Linked DNA regions of Homo sapiens: regions 1, 2 and 3 are each linked to region 4. A link is a loop called in an ENCODE intact Hi-C map of the cell type or tissue named here. Cell type or tissue: dorsolateral prefrontal cortex. All regions are shown on one strand. Links, peaks and the distances in the headings refer to the core of each region. The heading gives the core; the rest is flanking DNA. Region 1 overlaps CNGB1 (cyclic nucleotide gated channel subunit beta 1). Region 2 overlaps NDRG4 (NDRG family member 4). Region 3 overlaps KIFC3 (kinesin family member C3). Region 4 overlaps CFAP20 (cilia and flagella associated protein 20).

Region 1 (5,000 bases), core at 1-5,000, 220 kb after region 4:
GGGAGGCTGAGGCGGGAGGATCACTTGAGCCCAGGAGTTCAAGACCAGCCTGGCCAACATGGTGAAACCCCATCTCTACAAAAAGTCAAAAAATTTAGCTGGGCATGTTGGTGCGTCCCTGTGAGTCCCAGCTACTCAGGAGGCTGAGGCTGGAGGATCGCTTGAGCCTGAGGAAGTTGAGGCTGCAGTGAGTTGTGATTGTGCCACTGCACTGCACTCTAGCCTGAGTGACAGAACAAGACCCTGTCTCAGAAAAGTAAAAATAAGTACCTGTGCGGTGGCTCATGCCTGTAATCCCAGCACTTTGGGAGGCTGAGGCAGGTGGATTGCTTGAGCCCAGGAGTTTTCAGACCAACTTGGGCAACATAGTGAGACCTTGTCTCTAAAAGAAAAAAATTTTTTTTAGCTTTTCAGGGTTCAAAGTATTTTAAAAATTTTATTTTAATAAAAACTAAAACTAAGATAATCTTTATAAAACATTCTATTAAAAAGTGCCTGGCTTGGCTGGGTGCGGTGGCTCACTCCTGTAATCCCAGCACTTTGGGAGGCTCAGGTGGGTGGATCAAATGAGGTCAGGAGTTTGAGACCAGCCTGGCCAACATGGTGAAACCCCGTTTCTACTAAAAATACAAAAAATTAGCCCGCGTGGTGGTGGGCACCTGTAGTCCCAGCAACTCGGGAAGCTGAGGCAGGAGGATCACTTGTACTAGGGAGGTGGAGGTTGCAGTGAACCAAAATCATGCCACTGCACTCCAGCCTGGGTGACAGAGCGAGACTGTCTAAAACAACAACAACAACAACAACAAAAACATAAATAACAACAACAAAAAAAACAGGTGCCTGGCTCATAGAAGTGCTCCAGAGACTTTAGTTCTTGCTGATGTTGTCCTTCCAGGGAAGTGGGAACACAGGTGACCAATAATTGCAACAGCGCAGGGGCTACTAACATAGTAGCTGAGTGGAGGATGTCAAGGGAAGGCAGGGAAGGCTTCCTGGAGGAGGTGATATTAGTGCTGGGTTCTGAAGAATGAGTAGGAGTTTGGGAAATGCACAGGGGTGCTCCTGGCAGAGGAAACGGTATTGGCAAATGCCTGGAGGTGAGAGAGGGTGCACTACAAATCCAGAGTGGTTCCATGCGGCAGGGCAATGGTGTGCCCTGGTGAGCCAGTAGGTGGGCACTTGGCCGGTATGTATGTCTGGGGTGGGGCCCGGCCTTGCCTCTGACCCTTGCCAGGCCTTGTTCACAGATGAGTCAGAGCTGATGGTGCAGCTTCCAGACAAGATGCGGCTGGACCTCGCCATCGACGTGAACTACAACATCGTTAGCAAAGTCGCACTCTTTCAGGTACACCTTTTGGTGCCCTCACGCTCAGGGCTGTGGGAGGCTCCAAGCCCAATCTTCTCTAAAAAGTTCCTTTCCCTTCCTCACCGGGACAGGGCTGTGACCGGCAGATGATCTTTGACATGCTGAAGAGGCTTCGCTCTGTTGTCTACCTGCCCAACGACTATGTGTGCAAGAAGGTGAGCTGGCCTGGCAGCCACCACGGGATCTGGGGTTCACCATCCCCCTGGCTTTCAAGGAACTGAGCTGGAGGGGTGCCTGCCAGCCCAGGGCAGAGCGAGATTGTTGGGGAGGGAGAAGAGCGTCTGCGGCTTCATGCTGCAGTGACCTGACCAGACCCAAGAGCAGGAGCGGATTAGGAGGCTTTGCCGACTCTATGCAGTCAACACACATGTGCCTCGGGCTTTGCAAAGCATTTTCTCAGCTCCATTGACACAGGACCATGGGGGCCAGGACAAAGACCCCCCCCCCAACTCCACCTTACAGAAAGGGAAACTGTGGAGCCTGAAGAGAGGCAGGGCCTTGACTGTGTAGCTGGAACTGCTTCTGGGGTCTCCATCTTCCCATCAGGAAAATGGGGCAGGAGAAGGGATGGGCTTAGGTCAGAGGTTGCAAACTGGTGGCCTTTGGATAAGATCCAGCACACAGGTATTCTGTGGGTTTTTTTTTTTCTAATTTTTAAAAAATGTTGAATTGGTCCCCAACCTTTAAAAATTTGGAGATTTTGTATAAAAATTCAGATTTCTGGCTGAAAACAGAAAATCTGCCAGCGCTGGGTCCACTTTCCCAAATGGCAAGAGGCAGCTGGGGTGGAGGAAAGGTTGCCCCAAAGGGGGACATCGTGTCCCTTCCTGATGCCACAGCCCCCACCACTCCCCACTGCCCCACCCTAGAACCCCCTCCCTGCTCAGCTTCACCCTCTGATCCCAGAAAACATCTGGAGTTGAATCCTGGGGCCTGACAATGTCTAGAGCCCTTTCTGCTCCCTGTCCTTGGGGTTCAAGGTGAGACCAAGGTCACTTGGTGAGTGACGGGAGGGGTCAGGAACCCAGGTTTCAGTCCTCTTGCACAGAGCCGTTAATAAGTTAATAATAAACCGTTAATAAGCATACGGGGGGAAACATTACCCAAGCAGGCTCTGCAAGACTTGGGAACCCCCGTCCCCAAGAAAGTCCCTGTCTCCAGGTTATATGCTGTGCAGCAGTGAAATTTCTGGAAGCAGAGAGCCGGGGTGAAGAGGGGAAAAGTATGCTTCAGAGACCTGAGAATTTAAAGCTGCAACCTTAGGGGCAAAGAGGGGTTTGGGAGCAATAGAGTGGCCTGCCTGACACTGGAGCCCCTTCCTGGCTGTGCAGCCTTGGGCAAGTGGCTTGCCCTCTCTGAGTCCTGCTCATCTTATGGATAAAGTGGGGGATGTTGATAGTACCTCCCTCATGGGGTGGTTGTGAGGGCTGAATAAGATGTGCATACAGAGCTTAACATTGTTCCTGGCACACAGCAGCTGCCAGTACTGTTGCTGTTGTCTTCGTGGGTGATGCAGAGTTTGCTTTAAATGAGAAAAAGTGAATCTAGAGTCTGTGATTGCAAATTAAATTGAGCACTTGGTGAGCACGTGTGAAGGGCGCCCTCTGCTGTCTGGTTTTGCTCGGCAGCGATCTCTCTGAGACACCCCGGGGACTGGTTACTGAGGTGAGGGTCCCTTCACCCTTTCACTCTTGTCAAACTAAACAGAAACATGGAGGCAAACCTCTCTACCTTTTTGTTAAGGGGGTCATGCATGTGTGAAATGCACAGGAAATTTTTGTCAAATAAGTCAAAAGTGTGACAGTTACTGTCCTTGGTCACTCCCCCCACCCCTTATTTATTTATTTGTTTGTTTGTTTGTTTATTTGAGACCAAGTCCCACTCTCTCTCCCAGGGTGGAGTGCAGTGGCACTATCTCGGCTCACTGCAACCTCCGCCTCCTGGGTTCAAGCATTTCACCTACCTCAGCCTCCCAAGTAGCTGGGATTACAGGCATATGCCACCATGCCCGGCTCATTTTTTTATTTTTAGTCAAGACAGGGTTTTGCCATGTTGGCTAGGCTGGTCTCGAACTCCTGACCTCAGGTGATGTGCCCGCCTTGGCCTCCCAAAGTACTGGGATTACAGGCATGAGCCACTGCACCCGGCCCCCTTTTTAATTATTATTATTATTATTTTTTTTTTCTGTAGACCTCCTCTTCCCCTTTTAAACACATGTGACTCACAGGTAGCTGGCCAGGACAAGGGCCGGTGAAGGCATGAGGATTGGAAGGCGCATGGCAGACTAGGTGTTTCTAATTGCAGTCCAAAGCAAGCTATTCATTCATGCATGCATTCGGTTTAACTTGGGATTAAGGCCATTGTATTCATTCTCCAGGCTGCCGCGGGACACTGTGCAACTCCACCACAAGCTGGGTGGCTTCTCTCCTCAGCTTGTAGGTGGTCATCTAGTTTTTTTTGTGTCTCCTCACATCCTCTGGTCTCTATGCCTGTCTTTGTGTCCACATTTCCCTTTTGTTAGGACACCAGTCATATTGGATTAGGTCTAGAAGGACCTCATCTTTAGGAATTACATCTGCAATGACCCTATTCCCAAATAAGGTCACATTCTGAGATGCTGGGGATGAGGATTTCAATATATGAATTTGGGAGGGAGTACATAATTCAACCCATAACAACCATGAACTCTGGAACCAGACTGTCTGGGTTCAGATCCCAGCTCTTGGGCAAAGAGTGATCTCGACTCTGAGGGTTGTTGAGGATAAGTAGTACACTGCATAAAGCAATTTGGGGCTGGGCACAGTGGCTCATGCCTGTAATCCCAGCACTTTGGGAGGCTAAGGCAGGCAGATCACTTGAGGCCAGGAGTTCGAGACCAGCCTGGCCAACGTGGCAAAACCCTGTCTCTACTAAAAATACAAAAATTTGCCGGGCATGGTGGCACATGCTTGTAATCCCAGCTACTCGGGAGGCTGAAGCATGATGCCTGTAATCGCAGCTGTTTGGGAGGCTGAAGCACAAGAATTGCTTGAACCCAGGAGGCAGAGGTTGCAGTGAGCTAAGATCATGCCACTGCACTCCAGCCTGGGCGACAGAGCGAGACTCCATCTCAAAAAAAAAAAGGCAATTTGAATATTATCGTTATTGTTGTTCCCATTCCTGTTGCAGTTAGCAAATTCTTCCCGAGCCCCTGAGATGTGCCAGGTGTAGACATCATTTGATGGTGGGAGCTGCTATCTGATTTGCCCTGCCTCCATCAGTGAGTCTAACTGGAATTTGCAGAATTCCATTATACCTGCACCTCCCAGGTTAGCTGGCACTTCCCATTCCATGACATCACTAACTCCCCCACTGCAACCCTGTCAGTTATGGAGGGCATGGGGTAGTCACTCCTCCAAGTCTACAGATGGGGTGACTGAGGCCTGAGAGGGAAGTGACTGCCCCCACACGACACCCCAAGTTGTGGTGGCAGGGCTGGACCCCAGTGCCTAGGTTCCTCCTTGCCGGACCTCCAGCCTCTGGATCCAGCCCTGGCTGCTTCTCTGGTGACTTTGGGGGATGAACAGAGGGACTTGTCACTTCTTTGTTTCAGGGGGAGATCGGCCGTGAGATGTACATCATCCAGGCAGGGCAA
Region 2 (7,740 bases), core at 1,025-6,024, 390 kb before region 4:
CTGCTGCATAGCACGTGGTGGGTTTTATTAGCTGACATAGTAGGGACTCAATATCTACCTATTGGGTAAATAAATGAATAAAACAAATGGTGGTTAAACCTGGGGAAGTAGCATGCTGTTAAATGTAAGAAAATGAGGCTGTGAATATAGAGGTTACAGGAATGGGTTTTGAAGCCAAGCAACGCCGCAGCTCAACACTCAGTTTTTTTTTTTTTTCCTTTTTTTTTTTTTTTTTTTTGGCGCGTTGGGGAGACGGGAGTCTCGCCCAGGCTGGAGTGCAGTGGTGCGATCTCGGCTCACTGCAACCTCCACCTCCCGGGTTCAAGCAATTCCCCTGCCTCAGCCTCCCAAGTAGCTGGGACTACAGGCGTACGCTGCCATGCCCAGCTAATTTTTTGTGTTTATTTTTAGTAGAGTCGGGGTTTCACCGCGTTGCCCAGGCTGGTCTCGAACTCCTGAGCTCAGGCAATCCCCCCGCCTCGGCCTCCCAGAGTGCTAGGATTACAGGCGTGAGCCACCGCGCGCGGCCTGGTCTGTTACTCAGGCAAATCCTTTTTCCTGAACCTTAGTCTCCTCACCTGCGAAACTAAGATAATACCTACTCTGTAGAATTAATGTAAGGATTGGTATGTTGACTAAAGAAAAAATATTAAGCTTTTAAATAATTAAAATTAGTTTTATTTAGAAGCCTTATTGAGGACTATAGACTGAGGCCTGTAGCCCAGGAGTAATCTTGTGAGGCTCCTCTAACACGGTATTTTAGTTTAGGTTATACATAGGTGAAGATTTAGTATGTGTAAAATCATATCAAAGTTTAGGGATAAGTATATCTGGTTATAGATTGCAGAGTATAATCATTAACCCTGTCAGACATGATCGTATGTTTAGGAGAAGGCAAAGAGTAGGTCATTTATCTTTGAAGGAATGTAGTGACTCAGGCAAGAGATTTGGAGGGCAGGGGTGTTTTGTTTTGTCTTTAAGGCATTTTTTTCTGGAGAGCTGTATTTTGTTTTTTTGTTTTATTTTGAGGCAGAGTCTTGCTCTGTCATCCAGGCTGGAGTGCAGTGGCACGATCTCCACTCACTACCACCTCTGCCTCCTAGGTTCAAGCGATTCTCCTGCCTCAGCCTCCCGAGTAGCTGGTATTACAGGCACGCGCCACCATGCTCAGCTAATTTTTGTATTTTTAGTAGAGACGGGGTTTCACCATGTTGCCCAGGCTGGTCTCGAACTGCTGGCCTCAAGTGATCTGCCCGCCTCAGCCTCCCAAAGTGCTGAGATTACAGGCTTGAGCCACCGTGCCTGGCTGAGGAGAGCTGTATTTTGTCACAGAGTCAGGGGAGAAATGAGCACATAAGCAGAAATGAGCACATAAGGCTTTTAATGTTTGTGACATTCTCATCTCACCGGTAAAATAATGTGACGTGTACTGGAAATAGAAAGATGGGTGGAGACCATCCTCTCCTAGCACCCTCAACCCAAAACCCAAGCAGCACCAGCAGCCCCTGCCCAAACATTCTGTTTCTCCAAAAGCCTCCCATGATGGGCATGGCATCACCACACTGGAATTCTTCTTAGGTTCTTTATTAGTTTTTCAGCACAGTTAACTCTTTCTACGTTGACTAGAGTTTTGTTTTACATTTTATCATCTCATGACAGCAGCCACCAGAATACACAAAATTAGGCTCTTTACTTTGTGCGGAGAAGAAAATAATAAACATTAAAAGTTCACCTTGACCAAAGAGACAACCTCCAGAAGAACACCACACATGGGAGGACCCGATGTACACACACACACACACACACACACACACATATAATGTATAGATATTTATAGATACATCTGGAAACAGCAAAAAACAAAATTCCAAGATTTGCAGTGTTATCTACAGTAAGAGGGATGAATTCTACCAGCTTTCAAACAGTCACATTCAGTATTCAGAAGAAGCACATGAGGGGGTAGAACTGGGCAGAAACTAACACGCCACCAGGCTAGTCATGGCTTAAGATTATAGAAGGGGGGTGATGTGTGTAGAGGAAATACGCATATAGGTGTCCTCTCAGCCTCAGAACACCCGCCACAACCCTTCCCCCGTCCACAGCCCTGCATGTTTTCACTGCTCTCTCCCGTTTTGGGGTTTGTGATTATTGATTTAGGGTCTGAGACAAATGGCTCTGGTTTCTGGGCCGCAAGATGCTATGGGGTAAGGTGAGTGGATGGAAAGCATACAACGCAGTCCTGGGCTTCAGGGGACAGCAGGAGGCTGGGGTGTAGGGGAAGCCTTTCTCTTCTACCTGACCCTTGTTCATGTCCAGAACCTTCAGCCCCCAGTAAGCCCCAGCCCAGGCGGCTATGGGGTGTGGGACTGTAGAAGCCTCGCTGCCTTGGGCCAGTTGACTAAATAAACTCTCTCTTCCTTAGTGATGCGTCCGGGACACACTGGCACAGCCTGGCCAGAGCTCTGCCTGAAACACCACACTGCTACTGATGGCGTTGCCCTCTGGGGAACCTGGGGGCAAAAAAGGGGTCTCCAGGAACTCAGCTACCCCTGCCTCTGGCCACCTGCGGGCTCCCAAAGGCAGTCACCACGAAGTTCTCAGGGGCACACACACCACACATGGGCTCTCTCCTCCTTCTCCCTCACCCCCAGTCAGGTCACTGTGGGGACAGAGGACCAGGCAACTTCTGCCTCGGGGAGGCCTTGGCTCAGAATTGGGACAGGGCCAGGAGGTGGCAGAGTGTGGGCTGGAAGGGACAGTCTGTGGGGTTCCTGCCCTGACGGTTCTCCATGTTCTGTCTTCCTTGGGCAGAGAAACCCCTTGACGCCCCTGCCTGCGTGGCCCTACAGCACCAGCTGGGCCCAGAGAGCACCAGGAAAGTGGCTGCCTGGTCCGAGCGCCCCCTTGTGGCTGTTGTCCAGATGATTGTCACATGTGCTATGAGACAGAAACAGGTGTGCTTGGTGGAGGGTGGGGGAAGGGGTCTCCCAGGGCTCCCACGCCAGTGCCTGAGCTGGCCCCGCACCCCTGTGGCCCAGCACCCACCCTCTCGAAGCCTCTCTCATCTCCAAACATGCCTGCCCAAGGGCTCACCCAGGAATGGCCTGGATCCGTAGCGAATCTCCCTCCCTATGGCCCTGCCCTTCTGTGCCTGGGCCGCCGGGAGTGGGATGAGAGGGGTCAAGTTGGCTAAGTTACCACGGAGAGTGAGATGGGATGAGGAGGACTGAGCCCCTTAAAACACCTGGAGACTGTTCTGCTGCAGCATCTAAGATCCCCTCATTTTTTTCAAACAGAACCCCATTTCCTCCCCTTTGCCCTCACAAAAATAAACTAAAGGGAACATGAGCCGGCGCAAGGATGGCGGTGGGGCCTCGACGTGGGCGTCGTCAGCGGGATCAAGGGCTTCAACAGGACACCTCCATGGTGTGGTTGACCTGGCCCAGCCCCTCGCTGCTCTCTGAGTGGGTGCAGGCCTGTGGGCGGCTGCCATCCACCGAGCTGGCACTGGTGAGGGATGCAGTGCGGGAGCGTGCCAGGCGGGTCATGCTGGCTGAGGGCACTGTGGACAGAGACAGGATGGGCCTGAGGACTGGCGGGCAGGGCCAGGTGCCTCTGGTGGGAAAAGTAGGCTGCAAGCAAAGCGGCCAGCGAACCGTTCCTCGAAGGCACAAAGGGCTCCTCCTGAGTCAGGAGGCTGGCGACAGCTGTCGGGCTGGGGGCATGCAGGGCCGGCGACAGTGAGTGGGCCTAGGGGGCTGCGGCCAGCAGCTGACCAGGCAGCCCTGAGCTGGTGCAGGGAGGTGCTGGGTTTCCAGCCGTGCCTCCCTCAAGAGGATGCCAGTGGAGAAGTAGGACTGTTTCTGTAAAGGAGGACGCGGAGCGGTGGTCGCATACTGCCCTCAATTCAGACTGTGCCCTAATTCCCTAATTCAGAGTTTCACAAGCAAGACTTGCGGGCAGCAAACTCTACCCTCCGGAACTCTCCTGGCCACCTATGTGGCTCAGGCAGGGCCAGGCCTGGGCTCTACCTCTAAGGAGGGTCTGTTTCCTATCCCCAGAGCTCTGGAAGCCACGCAGCTCATGACAACCTAGAAGCAAGACTGCTCTGCAACCCAGCCAACCTAGAGGCCAAGCCTGCAGAAAAGCAAGAATCTGTGGGGTTTCTGAGTTGAACAGGACACAAGAAGGTTCCAAACCACAGCAAGATGCGGCCTGGCTGCAGCACACTGCGCAGAGGAAGGAGCGGGGGAGGAGGAGGCTGGGCGTCCATGCATCAGGGGAAGGGCCGTGGGGCTACCTGCTCCTCCACTCAGCCTTCGGTCCTTCAAGTACGCAACTAAGAGAGAAGACAGAGCCGGAGAGGGGGCGGGGATGGGGGAGACACAACACAGTGAAGAGCGTGGTCCGCTGAGTCAAGGGCATTGAGATGAGCCAGAGAGATGGGACAAAGGACAGGCACAGAGAGGCTGGGGGCAGGGCCAGAGGCTTCTGGAAGCCCACTCCTGCCTGCCCACCCAGCAGTGGCCCCCAGAAGGATCTCTGGCCCAAGGAAGCCCTGACAGGTGGGGTGCTTATCCCCTCACCATTCTCCTAGGCCTCAGTCTCCTGCATACAGAATGGGGGAGGCCTGCCCGCTCTGTGCCCTTCCCAGCTTGGGGCTGCCTGGTGGAGTTTCTCCCCAGGACCCTGAGAACGCGTCTCAGCGCCTGACAATGTTCTTCCGTTCACCTCGCAAATGCTTGCTGTGCCCTGATTCCAGACTCTGTGCTCCTGCGGAGCCTCCCTGTGGGCCCTAGGGCTCTGCCCTGCTCCAGAGAGCATTCTATTCCTGGGTGTCCTCCCCAGCCTTCCCACAGGCAGCCCTCCTGTTTGCCCTGGAGATAGCTCCAGAGGCTGAAGTCTGGAGGGGAACAAAAAACAAACTGAGAAGAGGAAGTTTGCCTCCTGGCAGTGGGGACCTGGAGGAACAGGTATGTCTTGGAGGGAAGGGGGAAGTCAAGGAGACACACAAGGGGTGTGTTGTGTGTGTGTGTGTGTGTGTCTGTGTGTGTGTACCTGGTTCCACCCCAGACCCAGATTTTCAGATCTGCCAAGCCAGGTTCAGCTGCTTTCAGCTCTCTGAATGCCAGGCGGCCCCAGTTGCCTTCCCTGGCCCCAAACTCCAAGCCCACTCCTATGATGCCCCTGGGTGCAGCCATGAGTTGTTTCAAAAGGCCTTCTCAGGTGCCATAGACCCAGCTCTGACCCCAAGCCCTGGGGCGGGTGAGGGGAGTGTGCCTCACCCCCAGACAGGCTTCCCTGGCAGGACACGGCCCCTGGCCCTGGACCCCCAGCACGGAAGGAAGAGTCCCTTCCCCCAGTAGGCCCAGCACTGCCATCAGAACAGTGCGCCAAGTCCTCCCTAAGGGCAAAGGGGAGTTGGGCACAGCCTGGGATGGCCAACTTGCAACTCAGGTGGCATCTGTGGGGCCCAGCATCCGGGGCCCAGGTCACACAAAACTCCTATGCTTATGGGCTCCCTACTACCACCTGACACCACGTGCCAGCCCTGCAAACAGGAGCCCCAACCCCAGCACTGCCTGCCCACCGGTCTCTAGGTGGTGTGGGGTGGGGTGGAAATGTACTCACTGTAGCCCATGCCTTGCAGGAAGTATTTGAAGGCTTCAGTCAGCTTCCCTGGCTGCGGAGGGCAGGACAAGCACATGCTTTCATTGGCTGCCTAGGATTAGCAGGTAGGGTAGAGGCTTCCCCCTCCCCATAGATGTAAGGGCAGGAGGGCCAAAAGTCTCACCTGTGTGACCTGGGGCAGCCCTCCAGAGTCTGCCATCTGCAAGGGAGAGAGTGGGGTGACCTGAGCAGGGCCCTCACTCCAGGACAAGCTCCCACCCTGGCTGGGACCCCAGGAAAACACCTCCCTGAGGTTGGGCCCATGCTAGGGAAGCTGGCCCAGGGCTGGGGAAGAAAGCCTCACCTTCAGGAAGGTCGTAGTGGTCGGGTCCAGTTTGGAGTTGCACTCCACCTGAGGACAAGGAGCCAGCTTCAGCAACAGCCCCTGCCCCTCCCCACCCCCATTGCCAAGGCAGGTTTGATGCCCCAAGCTCGGGGAGGAGAGGGGGTGCAGGGAGGCAGAGGGAGGCCCAGCAGCTGTGACAGGCTGCTCCTCCCAGGCTTTCTTCTCCCAGGGCTCCCCATGTTCTTGGAGACCAGTTTAACAGCCCCACTGAAGGGCCTGGGACCCTTGGAGCCCACTCACAACTGCTAGGAGTGGGAGTCAGGCGAGGGCTGGGCTGCCGTGGTGGGACTGGCCTGGGAAAGCCCCAGTGCCCTCGGCAGTGAGGTGAGGGGTGCCGAGGGTCTGAGAGAGACTGGGTGGAGGGGGCTGGCACAGCCCACCACCCTGCTCTTCCAGGACCTCCCAGTGGGCATGGGAAAGCCTGGTATTTTCAGGGCGCACGGGGCTGCTCTGGGCACTTCTGGACCCTGCAGCTTCCCAGCAGCTCTGTGCTGATGGGGCATCCCAGCCTCAGGCCACCTGCTCCCAGAGTTCCAGCAGGAGAGGTGACACACGGCCCCCAAACATAACCGCTGCAGGTGACGGGAAAAGGGAGACCGTGCCGCTGTATGCGTTAATGATTTATAATGGCTTGATCACATTTTAGAAAAAAGATCGTACACCCTGGGCCTGAGGTGGGTAGGGACCAAGTTGGGGCTGTGCTGCTGGGGAGGGAAGAGGGGACCTTCTGATGGCCCAGCCCTGGCCCCAGCTCTCCCCATTTCCAGGCCTCCCCAGCCAGAAGGATGGGGGCTATGCCAGATGTGAGGCTTGGCAAGACTGTGGGAAAGTGGACAAGAAGCCCACCGTCCACTGCTGGCCCTGGAGGCTCCCCTGGGCTGGATCAAGAATTGTCCCTGCTGGGCAGGGGCCAGTGAGCCCCTCACCCCTACCTCCCACCCCCAGTGAGCCCACAGCCCCTCACTTACCACCCCGTCCTCAGCGGGTGCATTATCCCCAACCACCAGCATCACGGGGCAGCTGCAGATACAGAGGAAAAGGGCTGTCTGGCTGGGTCATGGGGGCAAAGGCCAGGGCAGGCCAGAGGGCCAGGGGCCACTCACCGGAGCGTCTTGGCATTGGGCACCGTTCCAGGCCGGTTAATGTCCAGGTCTCTGCGGCTGTGGGGCAGGGGGAGGGGCAGAGGCAGAGGTGGGCACCCCAGGACAGGATGAGGGGCATCCCAAGCCCAACACTGCCAATTGGTAAAGCAGGGAGGCGTGGACCTGCTCTGCATAAATGAACTGGAGGCTCCCTGTCACGGCTTTTTGGACTCCCTAGCACATACCAGGTGGGCTCTCAAATTTTGCTCTCTATCCCCCTCAGAGCCATGCGCACCGCCACCTGTGCTGTGGGAGTTTCTGCTACTGGCCTGTCTCCTGGACCATATGGGATGGCAGGCCCTGGGTCTCTCTATTCTCTATTGTTTTGTTTTCTTAGCACCATGCACACAGCAGGTGCTTAATATTTGTAGAAGAATGAGAAGGAGGGCACGTGAGTGAGGGGGCCTGGCCACCTTCCTGCAGGGCAGGGCAGCCCCTAAAGGGGGCTCCAAGGAGCACAGCTTGAAAACCACAGGCTCATCCGACCTCTTCCTCATTTTGCAGACGTCAACATCAAGGCTGGGTTACTGGAGTCAGGGATGTCACTAACACCCCCAACATTCCCAAGCGGGAAGCCCCCAG
Region 3 (7,327 bases), core at 1-5,000, 340 kb after region 4:
TCTCTGGATGAAACACCTCTTCGTGCCTCCCCTCTCTCTCCCTGTGCCTGTGCACTGGCTCTCTTTGTCTCGAGTCCTTTGCCTGTGTTCCCCCTGGAAGAGGAGACGGCTTCCCATGGCCTCTCGATAGCCCTGTGGGGCGGAGAGAGTGAAGGAGGCAGGGCTGTGGCCCTTCCCCTGCTCGGACGGACTCCTGCGCAGCCTCCTTGGCAGTCCTGGGGGTCCCATCTGGAGATGCGGGGCTGTGTGCCTGGGGTGGCAGCAGCTGGCATGGGAGCAGTTGCCCTGAGGTTGATACGTGTGTGGTGGGACTGGACGGTTGCCTGTGGGGTGTGCGCACCGGAAGCAAGCCAGCCTCTGTGCTGGTGACTCTCAGACCCTGCAGGGATGGCATGAGCTTCACCTGAGAACTTGAAGTACCTAAGAACCTTCTTTGCTGGTGCAGAAGACCAGCTGCTGAGGGAGGCCAGGAGAAGGCACTGCCACTGTCTTGCTGTGGGACCTGGCACATCCTCTTCCAGATCCTGGACCTCAACGTCCCCACCCACCCACAAAGGGAGGGACTGGACCCGCTGGGCCCTGGGATCCTTGCCAGCTCCGGGAGCACACCATCCTCTGGCTCGAGGGTCCTTCCCTGGCACAGTCTCCTTCACGTGAGGATTCTGGTTGTGTCTTGGCAGCAGGCCCTGCAGGACAAGGGGTGCAAGAGCCAGAGTCAGGGGACGAAAGAAGAGAAGCTTTGGAAGAGACAGGCGCCGGCCCCCAGGCGGGCCCGGGAGGCCCGGGAAGCTGGTGGCACCATGAATGTAGAGAATACAGGTAAAGCAGGCCTGCCCGCCAAACCGGCACTCCCCAGTGAAGCCAGCGCAGGAGGGAGGCTCTTGTGCAGTTGGTGATATCCCCATGCCCTGTCCTCCCCGGCTGGAGGTGGCCTAGACAGACTCCAGCTGCCTGATCCGCAGCTGCAATCCCCCAGCCTGCCTCTCCCGGATTCAGGGACAGTGGTGTGTATAGAACCTTCATCTCACCCATGCCTCCCACAGCATCCAGGCCCCACCCAGTGATAAGAGTCCTTGGCCAGCGTGGGCTGGGGTTGAATTTCCCTGCTTTTTGTTTTTTCCCAGTGCCTGTCTAAAGCAGGGCGAGGGTGGCAGCCTCACAGACGCCACCACCTGCAGAGAGAGACTCGGCCTTCTCCCTCCTATCCGTGGGCCCCCAGGGTCTGGAGGCTCCTAGGACAGGACTTTGATTCTCCTGGCCAGAGGCTGAGACAAAGGAGCCAGTGGCTCAGCTCTTCCCTGGCAGGGCCTGCCATGGTGCCCAGGGCTGGCTGGTTCTGGAAGATTCTACAGGCCCCCCTTGTAGTCTTACGGGTCCATGCCGGGGGTCCCTCGCAGTAAGCGAGAGCCTGGTGATAATGGGGAAGCAGCATCCTCTAGGAGCCCGGAAGGAAGAGAGCGTGTGACGGAAAAAGGAGCTGGCCTTTCTGTCATCTTCCTCCTCCATTGCCAAAAGGTTAACTTGTGTGTCTGAACTTGCCATGTGGTGGAAGGAGCCACTCCCTTCTCTGAGGCTGTCCCAGAGCCCTGTTCTGGGGTTCTGGCCTGTCTGGGCCCAGGCACTCCTCTGCAGCGAGTGGCAGGGGTTGGGGTCTGGCTGAGTGTGGGCAGGCCAGCCTCGGGCAGGGGACATCATCTTGCTGATTGTGCGCTGAGAAGAGGAAGGCCGATCCCAGGGAACAGCAAGGGTTACCTGGTCAGTGGGTCCAGGCCACGCCTGCATCGCATCTTTGAGCCCCGAGTGCAGCCTCCCCAGCACAAGGGCCCCTTTGATCTCACCTTGTCCTCCCGTCCTCCCCTTTCTGGGGCCTCCATGAGCTTCTTGGAGATCTTTTCTCCACAAGCACTCTCCTGGCCCCCTTCCCACTGCCCTGCCGCGGTGCTGAGACCCGGCGAGCCCCTGCAGGGGTGACATCCCGTGGCGTGAGCAGTGTTCTGGATGAGCTGGGCTCTCCGAGACCTCATTTCTGCCCCATGGCCTGTTGTGTAACAGCCACCCACACCTGTGCATGTCCATGGTGCTGGGCTCCTTTCGGGCAAGGCTCCTTGTCCCCATTTCTCCTAGGAAGCTCCTGCTGGGCCCCTCCCACACGTCTCTCGAGTGGCAGAACCAGCTCTTGGGCCAGGAGTCCAGTGTGTTCCCTGCCTCACTGCAGCAGCCTGCAAAGGGCTGAGGGCCACGCTGGTCACGTGCTGCTCATGCTGCCCCGTGTGCAGGCCTGGAAGCATCCGTCTGATCTCACTCACTCTAGAACAGATCGCAGGAGCTTGGCCAGCTCTGTGTGACATACATGCTGCATCACGTGCAGGCCACACAGCCAGGGTCACCACCCAACCGGGGATGCCCAGCTCCAGCTCTCTGGAGTGCTCGGGTGGAGGAGGGAAGAGCCGACCTGTGCGTGCCCCTCCTGCTCTCCTAGAGCGGGTTGGGGGGGCCTGTAGCTATCTGCCCCTCCTCCTGGGGCTGTGCTGAGATGTCCCCGCCCAGCTGCAAGCTGCACCCTCCCCACTTCCCTGTCCAGCTGAGTCCGTTTGGCTTCCCTCAGGCCAGGCTGTCAGAGGGGTGTGTGACTTCAGGTGCAAGTGGCTTCCTTCCCAGAGTCTAAGATCCCCCCAACCCCAGCCTGCCGAGGGCTGGGTTTCCTGGGGACTAATGTGGGAACACCTAGAGCCCCAGGCTCCGAGGTGGAGGGCAGCGCTCTCTGGCCAGCAGATGCCCTCTTCACCCTTCACTCTGCCACACTCTGTCACATCCCATTTGGTGCTCCCTGAGGGGAGGAGGCAAACCCCCCATCCCTCCTCCCTAGCCCCCCATTCTTCTCTCTCTCCCCCAAACTCTTTGCTCCCTACCTGCAAAGACCATGGCCATTCTTGGCGCCCTGGAAGCAAGCTGTAACAAGCATCCCAGGCCCCGTGCACAGGTCACGGGCCCTGATTCTGTGTTCTTGTCCTTCATCCATCTGTCCATCTCTCTCGTTCCTGGTGACAGGACAGTGGGAGGCCTTTGGAGGAGGAGGACTCAGGCAGAGCTTCTGCCCAGCCGGGTGTTTCCCTCTCTCTTGCCTGGGAGGTTCCTGCGCTTCATCCTTGCTAGGTGCCGGCTGGCTGAGTTCTTGCTCCATGTGTGGGGCTGGCTTTGTGTCCTGGTCTGTCTGTCCCTCGCACATACACACGGCTCCCCTGGCTCCCCTCTTTCTGCACAGTTGACCACTTGCCACAGGGGCAGGCTGGGGAGCCCCACTCTTCTGTACTCTTGAGAGGGTTTGAGACTTAAAGAAATAACGTTCCTACAAGAATAGAGTTTTCTAGGGTGAGAATCCCTTGTCTTTCCCAGCTGCGATTCCTTGCAGCCTGGCCATGGAGAGAGGCTGGCCCATCAGACCTAGAACATGTGCTTTGAGAGCCGTATTCAGTGAAAATTGCTTTCTTAAGTCCGGATCCAGGTAATTTCATCCCCCAGATGCTGCCTGGGGAAGTGTCTTCTTCTGGGACAGGCCCTGGAGGCCCCAGCTAACCTATGCCGCTGCCGCCCCAGCCCTCACCTGGTTGCCCACCCCCTCTGCTTGCACCTCTATCATCCCTGGTGGTCTGTCTTGCTGTGATGGACCCCCTCCTCTGCCAGCGTGGGACCTCTGCTGCCCTCTCATCAGCCACTACTTTGCTCGTAGGTGGGCGTCTCTTTGGCAGCAGGAGGTGCTCGAGCTTGTCGGGGCCACCAGGTGCGGCCCCCATGGTGCTTAGGATGGTGGAGGCCATGTCCCAGCTCCAGGACGAGAAGACCCAGCTACAGGAGGAGCTGGTGGTCCTACAGGAGAGGCTGGCCCTCCGCGACAGTGACCAGCAGGCCACGTCCACCCAGCTGCAGAACCAGGTACCTGGGGAGGCTGGGATGGGCAGAGGCCACTGCCCACTATGGAGCAGGTCAGAGGACATCACCTGGGCACCTGACCCCACCAGGCTACTGGTGTAAGAGGAGATAGCTGGGGTCTCGTTTCCTGGAATACGCTGGAGGGTAGGGTGGTGAGAGTCAGAGGCCTCCCATCCTGGAGGATGCGCTTTTGAGATGCAGCATTTCTTTCAGCTTGCAGAGGCCTCCCATCCTGGTCCTCCTTGTGCCCCATCTCCTTGCGGTTACCAGGGGCCAGGACCTTCCCCACTAGGAGGTGACGTAGATGTGAGTGGAGCAGGAAGGTGCGGGGTGCTTCCCACCCTGAGTCCACCCCATCTTCGACGGTGCCCTGCACTGGGCAGCCTGAGCGGACAAAACTCATCAGATGGTCACCCCACAGGAGATTGGCATGACGTTTCTTGTTCTTTTGATTTCTCGTTAAAGGTGGATGCTAGTTTGAGTGCATGTTGGGGAAGGGATCTCTCAACCTCTGGAAGCCAGGGAGAGCCAGGGTTCATGCAGGTCAGCGTTGTCTCCTTCATTGGCTGGGCAGGACATTTGGGTACCATTGGCTCATGAGCTGCACGTCCCATGGGGCTGACCACCGGCCCTCTTCTGTGTGTGTGACTGCGTCACTTTCTTCTCCTTCTGCATCTCCATGTGGGCTCCCAGGCCTCTTTCCCCACTCTCATCCTCAGTGTCTGTCTCTGTGGCTGTATCTGAGCCTCGCCCACTTCCCCAAGGTCTCCAAGCCTGTCTGCCACATCATCCCCACTTCTGATCCAGTGCCCTGGCCTGGCTGTTGGGCCTCTGAGCTCTGGGCCCAGCACTCTGTTGACAGACTGGCCTTCAGGTAGAGCTAAGTTCTTTCTGTGTCCCATGAGCCAGCAAAGAGATGGCCTGGACATGCCGACGTCTGCCTGTTGCGCATCATGTGTGCTGTGACTTGTTCTCTCAGTTCTGGGGGCAGCATATTGTGCGCGTTTTTGAAATGCAGCATTTCTTCCAGCTTACAGGTGTGTCCTCTTCTCAAGAATGGCCTGGCCTGCCCACCTGCCCCTTGCTGAGTCGGGTGGGGCTCCTTGGGGCACCCCTCATGCTTTGTGTCTTCCTCTTACACACTTACCCCACAGCTTGACTATCTGGGCCTGCCTTCCCCACTAACTGGGGACTCCTCTAGGCTAGCCCTGTATCCTCTTGCCTGCTGCATGCCCGCCTGCTCCCTTGGGTATTTGTGCACGCCCCTTTTGTACTGGCACTGAGCTGGGCACGGGGGATACCCCAGTGGACAGCAGGCTCCCACCTGGTGGAGGCTCTGCCTGGGGGAAAACGGACATTTGCTTCACACACCCACAGAAAGTGGGAAGGGCTCACTGGGATGGGCACACACATGGCCTCGAGGGCTTGTCCCTGGGCGTCTTGAGCTGAGCTCTGGGACAGAGCAGAGGAAAGTGTACTCTGAGCTGAGGCCTAGCCAGTGCAAAAGGACTTGTGGTAGGAGAGGTGTGGCTCAAGCGCCTTGGGGGGTTGCAGGGGGTCCAGGGCCCACCCTGAAGGACACGTGTCTGGCCTCAGGCAAAGGCTGAGCAGCCCCTCTTCCTTCCCTGACCTTCCCCAGTTAGGCTTTTCAGACACTTCATTTTGCAAATAAGTGTTTTTTAAAGGGCTTTGTGGGCTGGGCGTGGTAGCTCACACCTGTAATCCCAGCATTTTGGGAAGCAGAGGTGAGTGGATCGCCTGAGGTCAGGAGTTCAAGACCAGCCTGGCCAACATAGTGAAACCCCGTCTCTACTAAAAATACAAAAATTAGCTGGGTGTGGTGGCGGGCGCCTGTAATCTTAACTACTTGGGAGGCTGAGGCAGGAGAATTGCTTGAACCCGGGAGGGAAAGGTTGCAGTGAGCTGAGATCACGCCACTGCACTCCAGCCTGGGCAACAAGAGTGAAACTCTGTCTCAAAAAAAAAAAAAAAAAGAAAAGAAAATGGGCTTTGTGGAGATATAATTCACATGCCATAAAATTCTCCCCTTGAAGGTGTACAATTCGGTGGTCGGTGGTAAGTATATTAAGGTGGCAATGCACCCATCACCAGTGTCTCATTGCCAAACGTCTTCATCACTCCAACAGGCCTATTGATGGTCACTCCCCATGCTCCTTGCCCCACAGCCCCTGGCAACCTTTAATCTGCTTTCTGTTTTTATGGATTTGTCTTTTCTGAACATTTCATAGAAGTGAAATCGTAGTATCTAACCTTTTGTGACTTTAAAGAGGTTTTTGAAAACACTTTTTCCTTTAATTAACAAAATCAACTTACTTTTTAAGAAGGGAAAGTGAGGAGGAAACATCCCAGCCTTTTTAGTTATTTGAGCCCCAGCTCTCTAGCCTCTCTTAGGAGAACCCCCGAGCTTACCCCACTCCCACAAGTGACTTAGGAATTCAGAATGGTTCCTGGTCTTTGTTCTCATTTTGTCCTTGAATGTTGTTTTTCTTTTTCTTTTTTGAGATGGAGTTTCGCTCTTGTTGCCCAGGCTGGAATGCAATGGCGCAATCTCGGCTCACTGCAATCTCCACCTCCCAGGTTCAATCGATTCTCCTACTTCAGCCTCCTGAGGAGCTAGGATTACAGGCATTCACTACCATGCCTGGCTAATTGTTTGTATTTTTCAGTAGAGACGGGGTTTCACCATGTTGTTCAGGCTGGTCTCGACCTCCTGACCTCAGGTGATCCACCCGCCTCAGCCTCCCAAGGTGCTGGGATTACAGGCGTGAGCCACCGCGCCCAGCCTGTCCTTGAACCTTCTGACTGCAGCTCTTTTCTGGAAATTTCTCAGGGGATGTATCTGAAGCTCCAGGTCTCTGAGATACTCTGGAGGGCCCGACCTTGTGGAGATGTGGCCAACCACATGGGCCTGGAGCTGGGTTCAAACCCTGACTTTGGCACTACTTATTAGCTGTGTGACCTTGGGACAGTTAATTACCACTCTGCAGGTCAGTTTCCTCATCTGTGAGATGGATGTAATAATAGGGTGTGATGAGATGATCCCTAGTGAGTCATTGGTGTTGCTGTGGCCACCACCATTGTTGTTACTGGGAGAGTTTTGGATTTGGAATCCCGTGAGCAGGATTCTATTCTGGCTGTGCCATGTGCCAGCTGGGCAGCTGTAGGAAGTCACTTCCTCTCTGAGCCTTCACTTCCCAGTCTCTAAACTGGGGCTCACAAATGTCGCATTGCAGTTTGGGGGTGGATCTGTTGTAAGAATGGACAGAAAAAAGATGGTCAACTGTAATGTGTGGTGCATCGTGAGCTGTCACTCCCGTGTGCCCTGGTCTCCTGCTGGCCTCACTGTGGTTTGACTCAGACTTGGACTTTCCTGGAATTC
Region 4 (7,481 bases), core at 1-5,000:
TACCTTTTCTATGTTTAGACACACAAATACGTACCATTATGTTACAGTTGCCTACAGTATTCAGTACAGTAGTATGCTGTACAGATTGTAGCCTAGGGGCAATAGGCTATACCATATGGCCCGGGTGTGTAGGATGTTGTACTGTCTAAGTCTGTGTAAGTACACTCTGATATTCACACAGCCATGGAACTGCCTAATGAGGCATTTCTCAGAACGTAATCCCATCCTTAAGCAATGCATGACTGTAGTTAGTACTTTATAAGTAATGACATACAGAATTAAATATGGCAGGGACTGAGGAATTTGCTCAAAACTAAAATAAGATGTTTGAACTTAGCCCACCATCCAGATTTCTAGGAATAGGAAGTACTGTAAAACCAGACTCCTGAAATGAGAAGAATTTAGTTGTTGCACCGTGGCTCGCCCAGCCCTAAGCCCTTAATGTGGCTCTAAGGCCACATAACCCATGCTCTGGCACCTGCTTCACTTGTTCTCCAGGCGGGACTCACTTCACCCGGTTCCCCCTCTTAGTAGTAGCCTCCTACTGAATTGAAGGAAGTCCTGTTCTCTCACCTTCAAGCTTTTGCACTTCCTGGTCCTTCTGCTGGGCGCTGCCCCTCACCACCCCACAAGCCTCACTCCCATCTTTTCATTAGGCTCCAGTCACAGTTCAAAGGCCTTTCTCAGAGTGACCTTCCTTAACTCTTCAGGGTAAGTTAATTTACTTCTTTCTTATCACACTTGACATTATTAGCTTCTTAAGGTCTGTATTCCTGGCTATACAGTTTCCTGATAGAAGCTTTTGTAAGTTTCTAAACCAACAGCTTAGAAGAAATTAGGGGTTTCTTTAATGTTACCTTGACATCTGGGACCAGCAAATCTTATATTTATTAAAAGACTCTTACGTTTAATGTAAACATTACTTCTGGTTGTAAGGAAAATACCAGGAGGTTCTGTTCCCACTTATACTTGTGTAAAACATGCTGTAATTTTCAGTCTTTTTTTTTTTTTTTTTTTTTTTTTTTTTTTTTTGAGACAGAGTCTTGCTCTGTCCCCCAGGCTGGAGTGCAGTGGCACGATCTCGGCTCACTGCAGGCTCCACCACCTGGGTTCACGCCATTCTCCTGCCTCAGCCTCCGGAGTAGCTGGGACTACAGGCGCCCGCCACCACGCCCAGCTAATTTTTTGCATTTTTAGTAAAGATAGGTTTTCACCGTGTTAGCCAGGATGGTCTCGATCTCCTGACCTCGTGATCCGCCTGCCTTGGCCTCCCAAAGTGTTGGGATTACAGGCGTGAGCCACTGCGCCCAGCCAATTTTCGGTCTTAATGGTAGTAATCCTGGCTGGGCGCAGTGGCTCACGCCTGTAATCCTAGCACTTTGGGAGGCCAAGGCGAGCTGAGGTCAGGAGTTCAAGACCAGCCTGACCAACATGAAGAAATCCCGTCTCTACTAAAAATACAAAAGTTAGCCGGGCATGGTGGCACATGCCTGTAATCCCAGCTACTCGGGAGGCTGAGGCAGGAGAATCACTTGAACCCGGGAGGTGGAGGTTGCGGTGAGCCGAGATGGTGCCATTGCACTCCAGCCTGGGCAACAAAAGCAAAACTTTGTCTCAAAAAAAACAAGATAGTATCCTAAAAGTACATGAGATGAGATTGCATTAATTCATGAAAACGCCTTTGTCTGTCTTTCCTGTCACCCTGTCTTTCTCTCAGCTGCTGCTGTTTCTCCCCTACTCCAAGACTAAATATTAGACCAGAGTCTTCTGCTGTTGCTGGATAGTGTTAGATTCCCATGTCCTGTTCTAATTTTAAAAATAAAGTCTCTCTTCAGAAAAAATTTCCTACATTCTAGTTTTTAGTTAGCATGCCTTGTTGATAAAAATTAAATTGGTGCTGTTTTCAGTAGTAGAATTGAGTGTATTTGGACATAAAGGTGGTAAAACTTTTTTTCTGACTTGGAGAATGTTCTTCATTATTCTGAGTCAGGTTTTACTGTAATTGAACGAAGACATGGTTTTTTGGTTTTGTTTTTCTTTTTTTTTGAAACAGAGTCTCGCTCTGTCACCCAGGCTGGAGTGCAATGGCACAATCTCAGCTTACTGCAACCTCCTCTTTCTGGATTCAAGCAATTCTCCTGCCTCAGCCTCCTGAGTAGCTGGGATTACAGGCATGCGCTACCACACCCAGCTAATTTTTTTGTATTTTTAGTAGAGATGGGGTTTCACATGTTGCCCAGGCTGGTCTCAAACTCCTGATCTCAGGTGATCCTCCCACCTCAGCCTCCAAAAGTGCTGGGATTACAGGCGTGAGCCACCGCGCCCGTCCGAAGACATGGGTTTTAATTACACTTGCCTTTTCTTAGCTGTGCACATAATTGTCCTTACGCTGACTTAGGGGTTGTTGGTGTATGCCCAGAGTTGCTTGTCTGCTGTCTGGATAGCCCCTGTCAAGTACAGCGAAGGGAGTGAAGCCTTTGACCCTTGGAGCCTGGGAGTCTGAGTCGGAGCTATGCTCAGTTCTCCCCACAGGGGTCTCCCTCTGCCTAATTTCTGTCTGGGAACCCAGCCCTTAACCCAGTGCAGGAACTTTCCTGCTGAAATGGACAGCTCTAATGGTTTAATGTAAATTAGAGCATGTGTCATTAAAGCTAGGATGCCAGATGGCTGAGGGTTCAGCTGCCTGCCAGGCTGAGTGGGTGGGGCCAGAAAAATGAAAGTTGGGGGAGGGAATGGATACAACTCATGTTATTTTTAAAGCAGTCATAGAAATATACAGCATCCACCAGCTCCCTCCCTATCCCAGTAGTAGTATTTTTTTTTTCCCTCAGCTTGACCCACCTCCCTGAGGCTTACATTGCGGGGAGGGAGAGAAATCGGTGTTCTTTATTAGTTGCCCTAGCAACCATGGAAAGCCTGGGAGAGTGATTGTAAGACTGGCCTGAAGCTTTGGTCACCTCTGTTGTCTGCAGAGGCAGAGAACCATTATGATCTGTAATTGCCAGTAACTGGATTCTGAAGCTCTTTGAGTATCTCCAGCTCATGGGCAGGGGAGGGGAAATTAATGAAATAAAACAATATTGGCTTTAGATTTTTATTTTTATTTTATTTTTTTTGAGGAATAAAGCACTCATAGGCCACACTTTGATAGTGGGAATGTGTCATGAATGAAAAAGAATTAACAAATCAAAAACAGTCGGCTCTTTGTGATCTAGAGAAGGACAGAACATGTTAAAACCTGCTTCCGCCATGAGCAATAAATGCTGAGCAGTTCATTTTATCTTCATCCCAAAGCCACGCCTGCCCAGTGACCTCTGAACTGGAAGGAGCTAAGGAAAGGACGTTGATACTTTCTGAGACATGTATCTTCCTGTATGCTGTTTTCAGAAGCTGGTTTTAGGAGACGGTTGCTTTCCTGGAAGACCTTTATAATATTAGGCAATGACAGCCACATGGCCAGGGTGGTGGGGAGCCTTTGCCCCAAATTGCCTGTCGCCTCTCCCCTTTGATCCTAGTTTTAGAGCCTAGAGAAGAGGCTTTGGGAAATTACCCTCTAATGCACATATCTGATTGATCGCCCTTACCACCTCCACGCTACTCTTTTCCAGTGAGTTTGTATTTGCAGCCCTTTAAACTTAATAAAGGAGAAAAATCACAATTCACTAACAAATCCACTTAATTTGATTTCAAACCTCTGGAGACTTTTCACATGGGGATACTTGTGTTTTTCTTCATCGGGGGTTAAACAGTCTCTTGGGGAAAAGCTCTGTTTAGTTTGTCTTACCACCAGCCAGGTTCAAAATCTAGAGAGACTGATGGGCATTCCTTCAACAAAGTTGCCTTGACCCCTCCAAGTTCCCTTGTTTTGTGGAATACATTCATTCATTTTGTAAAACTTAAATTTGTGAGTGTGTTTGTTATCTAGTAACACTGGGAGAAAAAGAAATCTCTTTAGTAATTTATTGAAAATCCAACTAAAAGTTAGCTTGCCTCTGGGCAGAAGTGCAGGAATACTACAGTCTATCCAGCTTCCAGCCTGCATTGGCTTCTGTGTGCATTGTACGGCTTTGTTTTCTTCTGTGAAGACCTGAATAGGTCATATCTGCTGGAGTTCCAGGGAAGTCGTAAACTTTGAGATGGGCAGAAGGCAGATTCCCTAACATTTTCTCCCTGTGAGATCTGGCTGGTCTTTCTGGAACTGAGGGAGGCCTCTTGTTGACACTGGCCAGAGAGAGCTTGAGTGATGTGAAATTTGAGGGCATGCTTTAAATAAGGGTGGATCAATAGCAACATGTTGCTTTTTAGCAATAGCAGTTTTCAGGCCCAAGTTACTTCTTAATCCTGTCAATTTAACTGTCTATTTGCTCTTTGCAGTTTGTCCCGTTTTAAAGAATGGTTATGTTATTGAGAATAATTAGTGGTGTGTTATAAAAGTAGTGTTTGCATCTTGTTGGAATACTGCCAGCTCTTATCAGTAGGGCTGCTCGCATTAGTTGGAAATGATTTCTTCATTAATTCCTTCTTCACTGAATCTGCTTGGTTTTCCACAGAAAATACAGGAGGAATATCGCCACTTAGGTTGGGAACATGAGATGGCGAGTGAGGTGGGCACTTAGGTTGGGAACATGAGATGGCGAGTGAGGTGGGCACTTAGGTTGGGAACAGTAGATGGCGAGTGAGGTGGGCACTTAGGTTGGGAACATGAGATGGCGAGTGAGGTGGGCACTTAGGTTGGGAACAGTAGATGGCGAGTGAGGTGGGCACTTAGGTTGGGAACATGAGATGGCGAGTGAGGTGGGCACTTAGGTTGGGAACAGTAGATGGCGAGTGAGGTGGGCACTTAGGTTGGGAACAGTAGATGGCGAGTGAGGCGGGCAGTAGTGGCGTATTCTGCACAGACCCAGGCCTTTGTGCTCTTAATCTCCTTGGAAAGGGGCCCAGAATTCAAAGCAGGAGGGCATTGAACATTGCCAGCTTTGTTTGAGAATCGTTTCAATGTGACGTTTTGTGTCTTGAGAGCCTAAGAAATGCTCCATTGGCAGGGATTGGGGTCCCGTCTAGCCCAGTATTCTGTCTCTGACAATGGGCACCCATTTGTGGAAGCATTCTTCATGCTGGCGGCCCTGTGGGCTTTGTGATATGCCCCAGATCTCTGGCTTCCTATAATAGTCCACGGGGGATGTGTTATCCAGGAATTTTTAAAACCCTCCTTGAACCTATTCATATGTGCCAGCTCTTAGGGTGACAGATTCCAGAAGTCAGCAAATATTTGAACGCTTAGTTTATGGCTAGCACTGTGCTAAGCATTGTCGAAGATAGAAATGATGCTTCATAACTGGTCTTGGCTCTTGCTTGAGCTTATTCTTTTTTAAGGAGACAAGACTTGGTTGCAGTTGTGGAAAAGGTGGGCAGTGACATCAGATGTCACCTTTAGAACACCAGGCAGACCATGAGTGGATCAGACTCACAGTGACAGAGCTCACAGAGACTAATGTCTAAAAACAGAAACATATTATTAATAATTTATGTTGAAAAATAAAACTACCAGACCCAACACTGATTTATCCCCATATGCAAGTCTAATAGCCAAATCGTAATCAGCAGGCTGATGAGTGAACAAGAGGAGCTTTAGTCAGTGTGATTGAGTCATTGATTATGGCAGCCTAACACAGCCCTTTCCACAAAGAAAGACCGTATGTTTGTCTTTCTGATGTCTCCTGTTCTAAACCTAGTTGATCTTTTTCATATGTTATTCCATTCAGCCCTAATAGTCCAGCCTTGTTTTTTTGTTTGTTTGTTCATTTTTGAGACAGGATCTCACTCTGTCGCCCAGGCTTGAGTACAGTGGCACAATCACGGCTCACTGCAGCCTCGACCTCCCAGGCTCAGGTTATCCTCCCACCTCAGCCTCCTGAGGAACTGAGACGATAGGCACGTGCCACTACACCTGGCTAATTTTTTGTAGAGATGGGGTTTCATCATGTTGTCCAGACTGGTCTTGAACTCCTGAGCTCAAGCAGTTCTCTCGCCTCGGCCTCCCAAAGTGCTGGGATTACAAGCGTGAACCACCATGCCTGACCCCAGCCATGTTTTTTTGGTTTTGTTTTTTTTTTTTCGTTTTTTGTTTTGTTTTTTTTGAGATAGGGTCTTGCTCTGTCACCTACTCCTCTAGGCTGGAGTGCAGTGGCACAAACACAGCTCACTGCAGCCTGGACCTCCTGAGCTCAAGTGATCCTCCCACCTTAGCCTCCCAAGTAGTTGGGACTATAGGCACACTACAGGTGCACGCCACCACACCTGGCTAATTTTTTGTAGAAACAATGTCTTACTATGTTGCCCAAGCTGATCTTGAACTCCTGAGCTCAAGCTATCCTCCTGCCTTGGCCTCCCAAAGTGCTGGGATTACAGGCATGAGCCACTGTGCCTGGCCCCAGCCCTGTTTTGAAAGTGCCTTTGCATATCTCTGTTCTGTCCATATTAGTTGCTTAAAAGTTTAATGCTTGAAGATAATTGTTCTTTCCTAAATATTTTGAGAGGAGGAATCTGTATTGAATATTGATTCCTCCCCATCATCTACCTCCTACATATGCAGCAAACAATACAAAACAATGTAGGATGAGGTGCTAAATTATGTCGTCTAGACAACATGAGCCAGAAAAACAAATCAGAGAAAAGAGAGGTCAGTGTGGGCTGAAAATGCTAAAGAAGGCATCTGTGTGTGGCACAGATGGGAATTGAATTCCTGCTTTAAAAAGTAGAAAATTAGGCAAAAGCAGATAGGGAAGCATGAAGCAGGATAACTCCAGGGGAGGAATGCTTTCACTTTTTGTTGCTGCCCTCCTCAGTAACACTCAGCTTTTCTTTGGCTTTTCTGGCCAAAGAAATATACAAGGCAGGACGGGCGCAGTGGCCCATGCCTGTAATTCCAGCACTTTGGGAGGCCAAGGCAGGTGGATCACAAGGTCAGGAGTTCGAGACCAGCCTGGCCAACATGGTGAAACCCCGTCTCTACTAAAGATACAAAAAAAAAAATCGGCTGGGCATGGTGCTGCACGCTTATAATCCCAGCTACTCAGGAGGCTGAGGCAAGAGAATCGCTTGAACCTGGAAGGCAGAGGTTGCGGTGAGCCAAGATCGCGCCATTGCACTCCAGCCTGGGCGACAGGGCGAGACTCCGTCTCAGAAAAAAGAAAAAAGAAAGAGAAAGAAAGAAATCTACGAGGCAGTATGAGGCAGTGGAAAGGCTGCTGAATCCTTAGTCTCCTACTTAGGGTTTGGCATTTGCAGTTCCGGGGTGCCAATGTCCACATTTGTAAAATGAAAACAGTATCACCTGCCTTGTTGTTTTTATTGTGTGAGGCTTAAGTGAGAAGGGGATGTGTGTGATATTCCTGGTGCATAGTAGGCATTCAGTAGATATTAGCTGAATCTAAATTGAGTTGATGTATTTGGGGAGAAGTTTCCCCAGATTTAGGGATTGC

What was found. Peaks named below come from ENCODE experiments on the same cell type or tissue, not always from the same donor. Only the 100,000 strongest peaks of a DNase experiment are listed, where the experiment ranks them.
Region 1: it touches region 4 in a loop (4-fold over the local background); 49 of 110 quality-filtered maps call a loop at or near these places.
Region 2: it touches region 4 in a loop (3-fold over the local background); 4 of 110 quality-filtered maps call a loop at or near these places.
Region 3: a loop joins it to region 4, with 2.8 times the contacts of the local background. A loop is called at or near these places in 3 of 110 quality-filtered maps.

What each region holds. Positions count from the first base shown.
Region 1 is chr16:57,897,873-57,902,872 of GRCh38, reverse strand. It overlaps CNGB1 (cyclic nucleotide gated channel subunit beta 1), which reads left to right. Exons shown (of 33, transcript NM_001297.5): 28 at 1,248-1,345; 29 at 1,438-1,521; 30 at 4,959-5,000. Among named protein-coding and RNA genes, the nearest start is that of CNGB1, 71 kb to the left of the region's middle. In dorsolateral prefrontal cortex, for the core only: CTCF peaks have their summits at 2,771 and 2,974 (motif pointing left); a DNase peak (open chromatin) is centred at 2,962.
Region 2 is chr16:58,507,244-58,514,983 of GRCh38, reverse strand. It overlaps NDRG4 (NDRG family member 4), which reads right to left. Exons shown (of 15, transcript NM_001242835.2): 9 at 7,120-7,176; 10 at 6,985-7,036; 11 at 5,975-6,022; 12 at 5,795-5,830; 13 at 5,632-5,683; 14 at 4,301-4,339; 15 at 1,365-3,562. The coding sequence ends at 3,408. Among named protein-coding and RNA genes, the nearest start is that of SETD6, 4.4 kb to the left of the region's middle. In dorsolateral prefrontal cortex, for the core only: CTCF peaks have their summits at 2,703 (motif pointing right) and 2,902 (motif pointing left); DNase peaks (open chromatin) are centred at 2,903 and 4,333; H3K27ac peaks cover 2,186 bases.
Region 3 is chr16:57,782,067-57,789,393 of GRCh38, reverse strand. All of the region lies in intron 3 of KIFC3 (kinesin family member C3), which reads left to right. Among named protein-coding and RNA genes, the nearest start is that of MIR6772, 13 kb to the right of the region's middle. RefSeq lists enhancers at 1,525-2,183, 2,184-2,842, 3,502-4,161, 4,454-5,055, 5,056-5,658. In dorsolateral prefrontal cortex, for the core only: no CTCF peak of the experiment used is centred there; a DNase peak (open chromatin) is centred at 2,273; H3K27ac peaks cover 1,884 bases.
Region 4 is chr16:58,117,147-58,124,627 of GRCh38, reverse strand. All of the region lies in intron 1 of CFAP20 (cilia and flagella associated protein 20), which reads left to right. Among named protein-coding and RNA genes, the nearest start is that of CFAP20, 8.5 kb to the left of the region's middle. In dorsolateral prefrontal cortex, for the core only: a CTCF peak has its summit at 2,560; a DNase peak (open chromatin) is centred at 2,567; H3K27ac peaks cover 2,482 bases.